2 separate regions of the Mus musculus genome follow, and region 2 is linked to region 1. The links are chromatin loops, found by intact Hi-C in ENCODE. Cell type or tissue: heart. All regions are shown on one strand.

What was found. Peaks named below come from ENCODE experiments on the same cell type or tissue, not always from the same donor. Only the 100,000 strongest peaks of a DNase experiment are listed, where the experiment ranks them.
Region 2: it touches region 1 in a loop (1.9-fold over the local background); 5 of 42 quality-filtered maps call a loop at or near these places.

Annotation. Positions count from the first base shown.
Region 1 is chr11:76,310,625-76,318,624 of GRCm38, reverse strand. The region is part of intron 1 of Nxn (nucleoredoxin); the gene reads left to right. Among named protein-coding and RNA genes, the nearest start is that of Mrm3, 71 kb to the right of the region's middle. In heart, a CTCF peak has its summit at 3,712 (motif pointing left); DNase peaks (open chromatin) are centred at 4,294 and 5,554; H3K27ac peaks cover 683 bases.
Region 2 is chr11:76,360,886-76,368,885 of GRCm38, reverse strand. All of the region lies in intron 1 of Nxn (nucleoredoxin), which reads left to right. Among named protein-coding and RNA genes, the nearest start is that of Nxn, 34 kb to the left of the region's middle. In heart, a CTCF peak has its summit at 4,984; a DNase peak (open chromatin) is centred at 5,065; H3K4me3 peaks cover 490 bases; H3K27ac peaks cover 2,134 bases.

The DNA.
Region 1 (8,000 bases):
CAATTTGAGGAATATCTTCCAACCATTGTAGAGTTCCACCCTGTAACAAGTGGCTGGCTATACATGTCTATATAACAGCAACTCAGAAACACATGATGTCAAAACGGCAAGGAGAGGAGGTACCCAGGCTTTTCTGGTGTGAGGGCAGCTCTTTGCTCTGCCTAGAGTGCTCGGAGGCTCCAATGCTGTCATCAGAGTCACTTGTCCTCTCTGAACTTCAGTTTTCTCTTGTGTGAAGCTGAGGACAACGACAACGATAATGGATAATGCTTCCTTTGAGGGCCCTGGGGATTAAGTGAGGTTTTGCTTGAGAGGTCAGCACAATGCAGTGTGTATGGCAGGCTCTTCCTATAAGGTGCTTAGCTATAAAACTAGAGAGGGAATTCAGGCAGTTGGGACACTGGAGTAATTTATCCCTACGAAATACTTTGGATACAGAGGGTTTTGCCAAAGCCTGCTGGGTAGAAGCCTTGGTATGGAACCTGTTCTGGATGGTTACTTTGCTTATTGAAAAGAAAAATGAAGTGCAGGCCATTCTGTGCCTTGACCACAGGAATCCTCATTCATCTAGCAAGTATTTGTTAAGCTCTAGCACCTGCAATCTTCCTAGTGTCCGAGGAGATGCTAGGGAAACATTGAACAGAGTGCTGCTGTAGGCTAATGATTTAGGCAGGAGACAACTAGAAACCTGGTCACTACTCTGCAGAGCAAGAATTGCTATTAAATGAGCTGACACATGTCATGTGCTTGTACCCAGAGCCTGACCCTGTCACAAAAAGCCATCAGTTAAGTGTGTGAGCCCTACCAAGTGAAGCAGAGGGAGGGAGGCAGAGGACACCTAGGAGAGGGACTTCTAAAAACAGGTCACTCTGATCCAAGTCCTGAGGAAGGTTACAAGTTGGGTAGGCATGTTTATGAGGGTGAGGGGAGAATAGTAGGGGGAGGGTGGTTGGTGGGTGCTATAGACAGCTTGAGAGCTTTAACAGAGCTGCTTGCTGCAGAAAGGGAAGGCACCACTGTTGAGCATCTGGCTGAGGAGTTTGGTCATTATCCTCGAAGTGATGGGGAACAACACCAGGACCTTATCCGGGAGGCAGTGCTGTGGAGAACAGATGGTCAGGAGGTAGGGACAGCAACTCAGGTCCAGACTGAGCTGGAGGCAAAGAGTGGATTCAGGAGCTGTCTATGGGATTGCAGATGTGAGGAAGAGGGCAGTAGAAGGAATCCTAATTTTCTGGCTTGGGAAACTGGGTGGAGCACATTTGGTATCATTCACTGAGACAAAGAACAATAGTGAAAAAAGACAGGGAAGGAGGTAGCATCCCCCATGAAAAGAACGCCCAGAAGATAGGCACCGTACATAGGCTCTGGAATTCTTTGTTACTTACATTCTTAGAGGAACAAATGGTTTTGTTGCTTGTTTGCTTGTTTGTTTGTTTGTTTGTTTGTTTAGATTATATTAAAGGCAGGTTTATTGGGAAGCTATTCTCAGGCGAGTTCACTGGCCCTAAGGATTGAGGCCAAGGAAGTCACAGTGGGGAGAGAGGCAGAGGGGAAAGAGAAATCGAGAGAGTGTGTATGTGTGCCTGCAGAGAAAGACGAGGAGAAGAGTTATTGGGTTTTGAGACAGGGTCTTATGATGTAACACTGGCTGGTCTGGAACAGGCTATGGAGACCATGCTGGCTTTGAACTTACAGAGGTCCACCCGCCTCTGCCTCTCCAGTGCTGGAATTAGAGGTCTACTTCACCATGCTTTGCAAAATCATAGCTCTTTTTTTGTTTGTTTGTTTGTTTGTTTGGTTTTGTTTTTTTTGTTTTGTTTTGTTTTGTTTTGTTTTTTGGTTTTTTGAGACAGGGTTTCTCTTTATAGCTCTGGCTGTCCTGGAGCTCACTTTGTAGACCAGGCTGGCCTCGAACTCAGAAATCCACCTGCCTCTGCCTCCCGAGTGCTGGGACTAAAGGCATGCGCCACCACGCCCAGCAAATCATAGCTCTTGAGTATGTTCATTGTGTTTGGACAACTGGTATACCTACAGGAATAGCCTCCTAAACAAGATACTAAATATTCCAGATCTCTGCTAAATCCCTTCATGTTTCTTTCCAGTTACCTAAAAGACTTGCTTTGAATCTCTTTTTATAGCTTGTGACCACCTAGAGATAAAACAGCCATTCATTACCTTGCCTGTCTGCTCTTTGTCCTAACTCCTGACCCCCATGTGCACTCAGTAAGCTCAGCTCCCTGGCATCTGCAGGACAGAGAGGAAGGAGAGCTCTGAGCCAGCAGAGCTTGGTCTAGGCAGTCTTTGGAGTTTAAGTCTAGGCTGTGAGGTTCATAGATAAGAACTTCATTTTGATAGTCTGTTTCAGCCACACTTGCTTTTGATTTGAAAGTACCTGCCCTTCACAGTCAGCTTATCTATCGTTTGCCTACTCTGTCTCTTCCTCTTCCTCCTCTTCTTCTTCCTCTTCCTCTTCTTCCTCCTTCTTTTCTTTCTTCTTGGGAAATGGTCTTGCCATATAGTCCCGGCTACCCTGAGACCTACTCCCCTTATGCCTCAGCCTCTCCAGTGCTGAGATTATAGGCTTGTGTGGCCACGCTTGCCACAGTCAGCCTTGACCGTTGGGCCCAAATGATAGTCTGCTCTAAACCCTTGGAATGACAAATGCCAAGCTCTGCCCCTTCATGACGCAGACAACTGCTCTTCCTTTCCCTTTCTGATTGCTTCCTTTGCCTTGAGTAGTTGTTGGGGTCAGGGGAGGAGGTGTCTGTCAACTTGGGGTCACTCCTTAGAGTCTGTGTTTTCTTTTGGTGGCCTCTCTGAGTCTGATTAACCTTAATAAGAAAATAAATACTTACTTTTAATTTTCTTCCTGGCCTAGCTAAGCTAGACTCAAACTTTTTTTTTTTTTTAAACTCTCCCACATACGAATGGTAGATAACGCTGCCCTGTTGGGGAAATGAGTCGTTTCCAAGATTTTCTCTCAAGGAAAAGTATAACTCATTAGTTTACTAAGAAAGGCTTAAGGGGCCACAGCGAAGTAATTAAGATCCTATTCTTCCTTCAATGCGTTCCTAATCAGAGCCCGGTCATGAACCTCAGCTTCAAAGTTCAAAGGTACACAGTTCAAAGTCACTTCTATCATTTTATATTTGAGGATGTAGAGAAACCCTCTTCCCCAGAAAGAATGATACTCTCAAGGCACTAGGATGTGAGCTCCAAGGAAGCTGAAGACATTTCAGTGTTCCGTTACTAGAATCGCTTCTTGGTATTAGAGGTGTCGAAGAACATTTGGCTTTGTACACGAGGCCCTGGGTGCTACATGAGCACTGGTGTGTAGGGGGATCACTTGAATAAAACCCACTATGATCTCACTGGTTTTTATTTATTGGATTAAGAAAGAAAATCCTTCAGAGAAACCTCACCCTTGAACTTGGTACTTGTGGAACTATGCTTGGAACGAAAGTAGAGTTCCTCCTTAACCAAACCGAGCATAACTCCTAAGTTCTTTCGTCAGCATTGGGGGCTCTCAGTGTCTCTGTTCAGCTCATTCCTCTTGGCTCAACACAGTTCCTCCCTGCCGTGGGGACTGTGGTTGGATTCCATACCTGTGAGAAGTTTCTAGAGACTTTTGGCTTGGACCAGCCCTGGCTTAGCCAGGTTCTTTCTTTGAATCATTCTTTTTGCTGACCCCTGCTGGTTGGCAGGAAGAGGCACCTATAGAGACAGTCCCTACTGACGGACTCTAACCAGGAACCAAAGTTCAGCCCACTTCAGCCAAATTTAGGTGAGGATTTTATGTTGGGCATCCCTGACATTAGTGAACAAGTAGTGTCTTTGTCTGTTCACAGAGGAATCTCAAGTGTTTTGAGTCAGTGACTAAAATCATTCCCACCAGTTTTCCCCTCAAGACACTTTGCTTGCTTCTTCCCTCCTTCCCTCTTCTCTCCTTTCCTCCCTTCCTCCTTCTACACATTCAAAATATATGAGGTCTTGACCAGTGGACTGGTTAACCTCTATTTTTATGCATATGGTTATTTCTGCTTGCCTGTGTGTCTGTGCACCATGTGTTTGCAGTGCCCACGGACGTCAGAAGAGCACATTAGATCTTGTGGGGCTGGAGTTACAGATGGTTGTGAGCTGCCATGTGGATGCTGGGAATCTAACCCTGGCCCTGGAAGAGTGGCCAGTGCTCTTATCTTCTGAGCCGTCTCTCCAGCCCCTGATTGATACTTGTAGCTGTGTCGCACTGATGCATTTAGCAGAGCCACAAACTGTACTGTTTCTCAACTCGTTTCCTCCCATTCTCTGAACATAACTAGGTCAGGGCACAGGTCGTTCAGTAGTCCCTTAATGAACCTACCAACCTCCGCTCCCACCCCTCTACATTGTTCCCAAATGACCTTTCTCTAGTACTGTTGCTTGACACCTCTTTCACTGTGGTGGGCTTAAAGAGCAACCCCTTGGTGTGGACTTAAGTTTCCCACCAAGCAAGCCTTCCTGGCTCTCCTGCTCTCACCTTTGCACCCTATACCCCGCCGTACTGATCCGCTCCAGGGTTCCGCAAGCATGCCACCCACTCTCACCCTGTGCAGATGGCAGTGCCATGAGGTTCTGTTGTAGTCAGTCATCCTTCAGATGTCCCTTCTCTGTGAGACCTTCCTTCCACTGTGCAGTTGTCGCTTGGCTGCCAGATGCGCCATGGCATCCATCACTGAAATTGTTATTAGTTTTGATTTTTGTTTTGTGTTGTTGCTGTTGTTGGAAACAGGGCATCAGTGTGTCACCCAGGCTAGCCGCAAACTCATAATCCTCTGGCCTCTGCCTCTTGAATGCTGGGGCTAAAGGTGCCCACTTTGCCCAGATTTCTTAGGTTTTTTTTTTACTTCTCTAAAAACAAAACCAAAAAACTTAAAACCTAAGTTTTTGCCAGACACAGTGGTGTATATCTTTAATCTCAGCATTTGGAAGGCAGAGATAGGTGGATCTCTGTGAGTTCAAGGCTAGTTTGGTCTATAGGTAAGGTCTAGGACAGCCAGGGCTACAGAGTAAAGCCCTATCTCAAAAAACAAAACAAAACAAGAAACAAGAAATATTTATTTATTTATTTAGTGTGTGTGTTGTATGTGCACACACACATGCCACAGTACATGTGTGGAGGTGAGAGGACAACTTACAGGTGTCAGTTCTTTCTTCCAATCATTCCAGTCCCAGGGTTAGAACTCAGGTAGTCAGATTTAGCAGCAAGCACCTTTACCTGCTGAGTCTGCCCCCTGGTTCAGTTTTTGTCACTTCTGTCTTCTACTCCAGACAGTATCCCCAGGCACTGGTTCAAGTTTTCTAGTGTAGGTCTAACCTTGTTTTCAGTAGTTTCTATCACAATGCAACAAGTTAGAGTCGTGATGGTAGATCATACGGCTCCTGCCTTATCACCTCCCACAGCTCCCCTGCCCTCTCTGACAGCATCCAGGACTTTTCTACAGTCCTCAAAAGTTTATAGTTCTCCCAGTGCGTGGAGGCTTCCTGCCCCTTGCTCAGACTTGGATACCTTCCCCTTCTCTTTCCTACCTCCCAATCAAATCCAGCTCATTCTTGCAGAAGCAGATCAGATGTTGTGGCTTCCTTCTTGCTTGCCCTGACTTGCAAGGAGTTTAAATAATGAAAATATCTGGTGCCTCTGCAGCATGACTCATAAGCCCCAGACGTTGTTCTCGGCATTTTGGGTGTATTAACTGATATCTCTTGCATTATTACAGCATTATGATGCTTACATTCTCCCAAGTCCTAACGGTTTAAGTACACATCCTTCCAAACAGGCTTCAGAAGGACGAGCCCCGTGTATTAGTTGTTTTATGACCCCAGCCTTTAGCACAGGGTTTCTCATGTAGAAGGAAGCCAGAAATGATTGGTAAAGCTATTTTGTAATACAGACCCTGGTCACCTTGTCCTTGTTTAGCACAAAAAGAAGTGTTTTTGATTATGCAGAATGTGCAGTGGGCTGGAGTTATCCCGTACAAATGAGGAACACAGGCATAATCAGTGGGTGAGCTAGACGGAGGTGCTGTTGGAGGCCAAGCCAGTGAAATCAGTTCCTGGGCCTCAGCTGTAACCGCAGAAGACACGGCTCTTATTCCCTACACCCAAGTACCTTTTCCACGGAAGGAGAGGTGGGCATGAGATATGGTTAGAGAATGGGACACGCCATCTGTGAGCAGTGGCCAGAATAAAAGGTGCCCAAGAACCAAACCAAGGCTGGAATGAGGTCTGGAGGGTGGAGGGTGCTCGCCGGGCTGGGCGTCTCAGCATCTGCCCTGAGTCTGGCTGGCTGAACCCCTCAACTCCTGTCTGAAGTTACCCATCCCTGTGGAGACTGTTAACCCTGTGTTTGCCCATCGATGTTTAATTTCCTCCTGCTGTTTTCATGGCTTCACACGTACTGGCTGGCATTTAAAGCCTCCCCTTGAGTTCTGTGAACCATTGGAGCAAAATAGTTGACTGTGCCCCAGGAAGAGGGGTTTCTGGGAGTGCCATTTTACAGCCAGTCAGTCAGAGCACAGGTAAAACAGTGTGGGGTTCCCAGATGGCATGAAGGGGTCAGTCAGTCATACTCATTCCTGTCTCTCTGCCCTCTCTCATTGTTCAGTATCCTGTCCATGAGTGTTAGTCTGCATGGCTGAAAGGCTACACCTCAATACTGGAACTCTCCGCTGTGCCTGGTCTTCTGCTTGCAGCTGGTATTACTTCAGGCCTCCTTTGTTCTGTATTGGAACCACAGCTTGCAACTCTTTCACTCCCCCCGCCCCCCAGCACACATGGCATATAGAATTCCATGCATAACATACCTCTATGGGCATGAGCCTCACATTCCTCTCTCTCTCTCATACCCCCACTCCCAAATACCCCAGGAAATAGAGCAAACACTGACACAGATGCTTGGAGGCATGTTGCTCGGAAAGGCATTTATACAAGCCTGGGGTTAGGAAAGCTAGCCAGGCAGGGACGCAGTTCTGGATTGGCCATTGCAACATCAGCTTTCCCCAATTTAAGAAGCCTCCCCAGAGCAAGTGCCTGCATTAGGATTTGTCGGAAAGCCGAATGATCTACAGACTTCCCTTTAAGTGATGTTACTCACCCATCCTTTTCTCATCTCGACGCTCTAGTCGCTCCTGCCGGAGCTGCAGATGCCTGACAGGTGTGTACTCCTGCAGTGATGGTGGCATATGTGTGGCTGTGAAGATCGCTGTGCTAAAAAAATATGAAAGCACGCAGCCAGAGAATGCTGTTCTCCACACTGTTCCCTCTGAAGACTGTGGGGAGAGGAGTTTGCATCTATTCAGCCCTTCCCATCCCATGCTGCTCCTGCAGGATAATCATAATTAAAGGAGAAACTGGTGAAGCTGTCCATGTTTATCTTCAAAATCACACGGAAATTCAAAAGTGCTCTTGGAATCACTCATGCACACGGGACCAGCCCCTGGCTGAGCGGACTTCCCCGTTGTTTCCCTGGTCTATTCTTACTGTGCTGTCAGACTGGGATTAAGAAGTAATTGGGGGCAGAATGGACCAAAATTTCCAGAAGCTTAGAGATGTTTTTGAACCGCAGCACTGTTGACATTTTAAGCCAGATAATTTTTCACTGTGGATCCCACAGTAGTAGAATGTTGCCCAGCACCCCTAATTCGTGCCTACTGCATGCCAGTGACAGCCCTATCTCCAGTTGTGGCAACAAGAAATTGCCCCAGACATCATCAAATGTCCCCTGGAAAGCTGAGAACCAGTGGCTTAAAGTATGCACCATGCCTCCTCTCTCATCCTGGACGGCCTGTCGCCTGCCAGGGCCATTCACACAGTGCTTCAGAGCAGCAGATTGCCAATTTGTGTCTGAGATCAAAAGGTGAAACATGTGCTTCCAGAGGCACTGAGAGAGAGAGAGAGAGAGAGAGAGAGAGAGAGAGAGAGAGGACAGGAAGGACTCAGAAGTTCATTGCCCGTGGAATGTA
Region 2 (8,000 bases), 50 kb before region 1:
TAGGACTTGACTATTCTCAGAGGTCCCCTCCCCAGGTATTTATTCCTGAAGTGATGCTTTGCACAGAGGGAAGTCTGTAGAGAAGCTGGGGTTCTAGCACCCCAGAACATGTACCCACAACAAGGGCTTTACATAGTCCCTTGTGCCATATTCTCCAAACAGTCTTGTGAAGGAGATGATAGCAATCTCCTCTTGCCCAGCCTGGAGCTGACGATCTAACCAATGAAGTGAGTAACCAAAACCAGGAAATTAGCAAGCAACAACAGTGACGTTTAGTCCCAGATTTGTCTTTTTTTTTTTTTTTTAAAGATTTATTTATTATATGTAAGTACACTGTAGCTGTCTTCAGACACTCCAGAAGAGGGCATCCATGTGGTTGTTGGGATTTGAACTCTGGACCTTCGGAAGAGCAGTCGGGTGCTCTTACCCACTGAGCCATCTCACCAACCCCAGATTTGTCTTAAGACAGAGCAGGCTTTTGTCACCAAGGGTCAGTGGATCGCCAAGGTGTCCTGCTTAGACCCAGCACCCAAATGCAGATCCCAAGAAGTTATTGACAAGGGAGAGACATAGAAGAACACGTGGAAGGTGGGAGACAGAGACTTAGAAAGAGGCCGAGCATTGGTTCTGCATGTGTGTGCCTTAAGCAGCTGCGAGGGCCTGGAAAACAGGGTCCGAGATGATGACTGTGAGTGCCAGGAACATCGCTGCAGTTCTGACAGAAATCAGACTGCTTAGGGAAGCTAAGGACAGGGTGGGGCTTACCACAGGATGAGACCACAGGCTTGAAAGACAGTTTAAGGAGACACACTTGCTCTTCTCCCTATAGTTAGATCAACACATTGTTTGCTGTGTATAGAGATAGCAGTTCTTAGCGTTCTTCTCTGGTGAATTTTTGGTCATCTGTCACCATTTTGGAAAAATCTATTTCTTTTCTTACCTTAAGAAAAAAATTACAATGTTTATTATTCTTTGAGAATTTCTTTTTTGATTTTTAAAATTATTTTTAAAAGCCGGGTATAGTGGTACATACCTTTAATCTCAGCACTTGGGAGGTTGAGACAGGCAGATATTTGTGAGTTCAAGGCCAGCTTGGTCTACAAAGTGAGTCCAGAACAGCCAGGGCTCTGTTACATAGAGAAACTCTGTCTCATTAAAACATATACATATACGCATACATACACATACATACACACATACACACATACACACACATACATACATACACACACACACACACACACACACACACACACACACACACACACTCCTTTTAATTGGGACTGCAGAGATGGCTCCGTGGTTAAGAGCACTAGTTCTTCCACAACCATCTGTAAATCCAGTTCTAGAGGATCCAGTGCCCTCTTCTGACTTCTGACTTCTGCAGCGGTCCTGACACATTGAGAAGACACCTTAGCTTCAATCCTTCCCAACTCAGGCTCTTATAATTTTTGTGCTCTTTCTCCCAAAGTCCTTTAGCCTTTGGGTGTGATATAGATGTCACATTTGTGGCTGAACACTCCACCGACTTCTTATAACTTTAGCATCTTTATCACAATTTTTAAGGACTGTCTTCAGTAGCTTCCTGTCTGGACTGTTTCTCTTTTTGGAGGCAGGGAGAGGTTGTCACAGAAGGCTACAATGTCTCTCATTCTTAATTGTGAGTCTGTAGTCATCCTTACCACTGCAATAGAAGCCCCCTGCCCCATAGCAGCTGGCAGCAGCATGAACCAGACATCCATCCACACAGCCAACAGCGGCATCGGGACCCCACGGAACTCAACATGGCTTCCAGTAGCAACACAGACCTCGGGTGATAACAGGGCTCCCAGTTGCAGCACGGGCCATGGAAGTCTTTTGAGAAGGCTTAGTCCAGAAAATGAACTGTTTCTCACGTGATAGTGCCACTTGGCAGCGTGTTCTGGGTAGAGCCTGCGAGAGCTACGTGTTGCTGCACCCCACCCTGCCGGCCCTACTTGGAGATGCGCCCCTTTATCTACAGCAGCCTCACTCCCATACCCGTGGCTACCACCTGACCGCTTCTCTAGCTCCGCCTCTTTCTGCTTATGGCCTGCACCGCTCTGTTCTGCCATCTTTCTCACTTCTCTATCCCACATTCATTTACTAAAGTGACACTGCGGACTGCTGTGTACGTGCACCACATGCATGCCTTGTGCCACAGAGGCCAGAAGAATCTGTTGGACTCCCTCCAACTACAGTAACAGATGGCTGTGGGCCACCTTGTGGGTGCTGGGAATGGAACTCGGGTCTTCTGCAGGAACACCAAGTGCTCTCCACCGCTGAGCCGTCTCTTCAGCCACCACCACCCCTTTAACATTTTATTCTTAGACTGTGAATGCCAGTGCCTGCAGAGACAAAGGTGGGGCCATGAGGTCTTCCTGGAGCTGGAGTTATAGGAGCTGTCTGACATGGGTGCTAGGAACCAGACTTGGGGCCTCTGAAAATGCAGAGCCATCTCTCCCCGGAGAGTCCTGCTGCTGAATTCTTTGCGTATGCGCAGAGCGGGGATAGGGAGAATGAACTAAAATAATTGTTAAGGATGTTCTTTTGAGGACAAAGCTTGGACTTAGTAACAAGGTGTGATTGCCTGTATCTGAACACTGGGCAAGGCAATGTGGAAAGTGTATCTGAGGGGAGAAGAGGCTTGCAGAGAGGGGTGGCTACTCTGGCCCCTGCACCAGCATCTTTAGGTCTTCACTGAGCGCTCAGGAACCCCTGGCCAGCACGTCTCTGTGGAGCCTCCCTTTCCGAGTGTGTGTGTGTGTGACTTTTCTTGGAAGTCTTTGGAATCAGGTAGTTAATACTCTTGTTCAGTGGGTCCCTTCACACAGGACAAATGCCTCAGTTGAGAGACGTAAAATCCACAAACATTTTAGTTATGAGAGAATTATGGTGCCCAAGGAGAAACTAACCCTAATATTTACCTTTAGAAATTGACAGCTTATTTTAAAGCAGTGAAGTATGCTTGCAGAACAGGGAGGATGGGGTTAGATCTGCTAACCCTGGAGGACGTTCCCGGGAGGGGTGGACATGTTGTGGATTTACAACCCTGCCCTAAGACCTGTTTAAGGTTCTGAAGAGCCTTCAGGCGGTTGTCAAGTGAGGCAGGCTGTGAGGGCCCATCCCATGGAGGGAGGGTAATTGGTTCAGGCTCATCTTCATGAGGAACGCCGCCTTTGATTTGGATCCAGTTGATTTTCCATAGACCTGTTGCATTTTAAAGTAGCCCAAATCTCTTTCCCTCTTTTTCATTTTTTTAAAAATAAAAACATTTATTAGGATATTTTCCTTAAAACAACAACAACAACAGCAAAACAACTTAACATTGGTATAACTAACACGACACAGTTAAACCCAGTACTTGGGAGGCAGAGGCAGGAGGATCTCTCTGAGTTTATGGTAAGCTTATATATTGAGTTTCAGGTCATGTGAAACCCTGTCTCAATAAAAACAGAAAAAGGCACTAACATTGGATCACTGAGGAAAATTGAAACTCATGCATGTGCACGCACACATACATGCACACGTGTACATACGAACTGTAGGCCTTGGTAGCAGTAAAGTAGCCCCAGCTTTTCTTTACATGTATGACCACATGTGTCTTTACAGATTCAGAGTCTTTTGATTCTCTTTCCGCACAGGACTGTATTCTTCTGGGAGATACTCTCTGATGCCTCCAGGGTGTTTCACCACACAAACACGCTATGGTTCATTCAATGTTTTCCTGTGAAGGAAAACTAAAGCCGCCTCGTACTTCGCTGCTGTCACTGGGCAAGTTACAAACATCTGTGTATACTTTGTGTACGTCTTCAGTTGCGAGGGTTATGCACCTTGGAGAACTGCTGCATCAGAGAGTCGGACAGAGCGCAGGGGTAGAGGATTTGCCTAGCGTGGCCAGGGCTCTCGATTGATCCCCAGCCCCGAGGAGAAAAGATTTTGATGTTGCTTTCTTTCCTGTCTCCCTCTCATTTTCTCTACATTTCATTCTGTTTGTTACCTTTGTTTTAAATCTGCCCTCCCCCCAACACTGGTAACACTGTTATCCTGTCGTGCTGAGTCTTGTATGGCTTTATGACTGTTGCTGCCTGGTGACTGCTAGGCAGGCACTCCTCCTCTGAGCTACATTCCAGCCTCAACTGCATTTTTATTTGTCTATTTACCATTAGTCCCTTAATTTTACTTTATTTGGCTTAAAGACAATATATTCTTTGCGTACAAGCAAACATACTTTTTTGGTTTTGTTTTTTAATTTTCTGGTGGTCTGCTCTTCATAGCCTCTGTGCTTCCTTGTTTTGCATTCAATTCCACAGCTTCGGACTCCTCAGGTTTTTTTGTTTTTTTTTTTTGTTTTTTTTTCTGGCTTTTCGAGACAGGGTTTTTCTGTGTAGCCCTGGCTGTCCTTGAACTCATTCCGTAGACCAGGCTGGCCTCGAACTCAGAAATCTGCCTGCCTCTGCCTCCCAAGTGCTGGCTGGCCCAGGTTTTTTTCTTGAACTGGGAAAGTTTTGTCAGGTCCTGGGCTTGTCCAAAGGCAGGGCGTGCCTCTTCCTCCTCCCCTTCTGCCTTAGAAGGGTTTCAGATTTTCAGCATCTCAGAGTGTGTGTGTCCGTCCTGGCAGGACAGGTCTGTGCTCTTCCTTCTGTGTTTGTGGGAGCTGCTGAGACAGGATCATGTTACGCCTCCACACACACTGACCAACCACTTGGCTGCTTGTCACTTGCTCTCTGCCCACCTGTAGCCACATTTTCATCCCCCACTTTCAAATACTGCTTTCAAGAGCAGAAGCACTGGACAAGCGAGGTGCCTACTCCAGCAATGCTTGCCCCTCCAAATAAGTGGGGATCCATTGGGGTCTCTGTACTTAAACCATATACGTGGATGTGACTCCCCACAGGGCCCTTCCGAGCCTGGTGACTTTCCAATCTGGTCCCAGCTATGCTGGTTTTATCTAGCAGCAATTCCCTTTCCTTCCTCATGTCCTTAAACCAAGCGCAAGGCTTCTGGGTTATTACTTAGCGAGGAGAGACGGCCCGCCTGTGAGCAGTGTTGGATACCTCTGGCTTTTTTCCACCGAATGAGCATTTTCATCCCTGGCTGTCCTGTCACTAAGTGCTGCTCCGGGCTGTGTGACTTCAAAGCCATTTCCTTCTGTCCTCAAACTAAAACTAAAACGAGAGATATTTCTGAGCTCTTTAAATAATAATAGTGGTAATAATAATAATAAATAGGAATAATAAAGTGCCCTGTGACTTCTTAGCTTTTCATGTGGCTTCTAGCACTCCCCTACCAGCATGACCTGTTTTGGGGCTGCCAGCTCTCCTTCCTTTGATGTCTGTCTCCAGGATACCTTCCTGGAATCTGTTCTGAGAACAGGGAAATGGCTGCTGTGAATTGGGGCTGGGGCGGAGGGCTGGGGGGACCCAGGGACTGTGGATCTGTGCCGAAGGAATTCAGATTGAACTGGCAGTGACCCCGGAGGAGGAGCGGTGTCCTTCCTGATGATGGGAATATTTCAGGCCTTCCCTCCCTTTCCCCCTCCACCCCCTCCAGCCTTATGCTGCTGCTCATGCTCACTGTGTGGAGATCAGCGCCCAGTGACCCTGAGGTAGGCCTTGTCTCCCGAGTGTTTCCAGGCAGCTGTGGGTGACTGGGAGATGCAACAGTGGACTCCTCAGTTTGCTCTGGACACTAACTCTGTGGAATGCTTTTAGTCGTGCCCCTCCCCCCATCCTTTCAGTAAAACATAAATTTTTATATTATTACAGAGACTTTGATATACAGATCAAGCATCTCTTATTTTGGAAGGCTTAGAACCAGAAGTAACTCTGGGTTCTGTTTGTTTGGTATCTGGGAATACTTCCATAGACTTGACTGCTTGAACATCCCTGATCAGAAAAACCCCAAATTCTAAGTATTCCAGAGGCTAAAACTTTGCAAGCCCAGAAAGGAGATACCCATAAATGTTCAGAATTTCAGGTTTTCTTATTAGAGATGTGCCATCATCATGGTGTGTGTGTGTGTGTGCATGATGTCTGTGTGTGTGTGTGGTATATGTATATGTGTGTGTGGTGTGTATGGTGTATGTTCATGTGTTGTGTGTCTGTATGTGTGTATAAAGGGTATATTTACATGTGTGTGGTTTGTGTATGTGTGTTTGTGGTATGTACTTTGTATGTGGTGCATGTACATGTGTATGAGATATATATATACATACATATACATGTATATGTGTATGTGTACAATGTGTATGTTTATGATGTATATGTGTCTGGTGTATATATATATACATTGTATGTGGTATATTTATATGTACGGTATATGTGTGTGGTGTATGTATATGTGTGTATGTACAGTGTATATATGTGGTATATTGGGACAGGGTCTTTCACTGAGCCTGGAGCTAAGCTGGCAGCCAGCAAGCCCTAGCAATCCTCTGGTCTCTGTCCCCCACCTCTCCAGTGTAGCAGAGCCATGCCTGGCTTTCTACGTGGCTGCTGGGGATTCACACTCAGGTCCTCCTGCTTACACAGAGTTGTTCTCACCTGCTGGGCCATCCCCACAGTCCCTATATACTATTTGATATTCATATTACAGCCTGTGAATTGGATATTACAGTCAAGAAAATTAGTCTACACATTATTTTCCACAGTGACCTTCTTTTGATTAGCTGTTAAAATCATGTTTGTCTTAATTAATCTTAAGCCTTCTTCAGCTTGAAGATGAGAGCTCTAATTAAGTTTCATATCAAGTAAGCCAGACAAGTGCAGTGAAGGGCAGGAAATTGGCTGACAAAATGCCAGAGAACCCAAGGCAAGGGTGTGGAGAGATTGCTTAGCCATCAAGAGCATTTATTGCGCTGGCCAGGGACCCATGTTTGGTTCCCAGCACCTGTGTCGGACAGCTCACAACCTCTTCTAACCCCAGCTCCAGGGGACCTGGCGTCCTCTTCTGGCCTCTGTTGGCACCTGTACTCACATGCACACAAACACACACAGACACCCATATCTTAAAAATAATAAAAATAGCCAGGCCTAGGGCACACTCTTTCATCTTGTCACTCGGGAGGCAAAGGCAGTTTGAGTTCTAGTTCTGACAGCAAGTAACAGGTCAGGTAGGGGACATAGGCCCTGCCCCAATAACAAAACAGTAATATAATACCAATAAATTTAAATAGCCCAAGGCATGAATCCACATGCCTCTCAGGCAGACAGCCCTGGCTGGAGCTGAGCCTGCTTCTCCTCAGGGCTGGGAGACTCTGGAAGTTGTCATTTCCTCATCAGCCTTGAGTCGAGGTCACAACACATTCTGTTGTTTTTCTTTCTGTATTAAACTGTTTTATTTTATGCACACCTGTGTCTAGTCAGAGACACCATCAGACCGTCACAGTGCATGAAGGGGACTTGATTGAGGGTCACTAAAGCCGTCTGGGAAGCTGTCTCTGTCCCTTCTCTGTCCCTTCTCCGAATTTCTAGAACTTATATTCTTTCAGTAAAAACAAAGTTGTAGGCATCCAACTTTAATTTGTTTATATTTGCAAGTTATAGAAAAAAAAAAGCCACATAAGCCATGAATTCTGAAAACCTATCTGAAGCTTCGAGGCATGATTAAAAGAAAAAAAGCTGCTCTGGTGTGTGTGTGTGTGTGTGTGTGTGTGTGTGTGTGTGTGTGTGTGTGTGTGTGTGTGTGAGTATGAGCGTGTACGTGTGTATGTGTGTGTTTGAATTTGTGAGTGTGTGAGTGTGTGTGAATGTGTGTGAATGTGTGAGTGTGTGTACATGAGTGTATGTGAGTATGAATATGAGTGAGTGTGTGTGAGTGGTGTGCATTAATTTGTACCACATGGCTGGGACAGTTAGAACACAAGTCCAGGTGTCACCCTTCCCCTTTCACTTTGTTTGAGACAGGCTCCTTTCACTCCTGCATATGGCATGCGAGTTGGCCCTTGAGTATTTAGGGATTCTGTCTCTGCCGCCCATCTT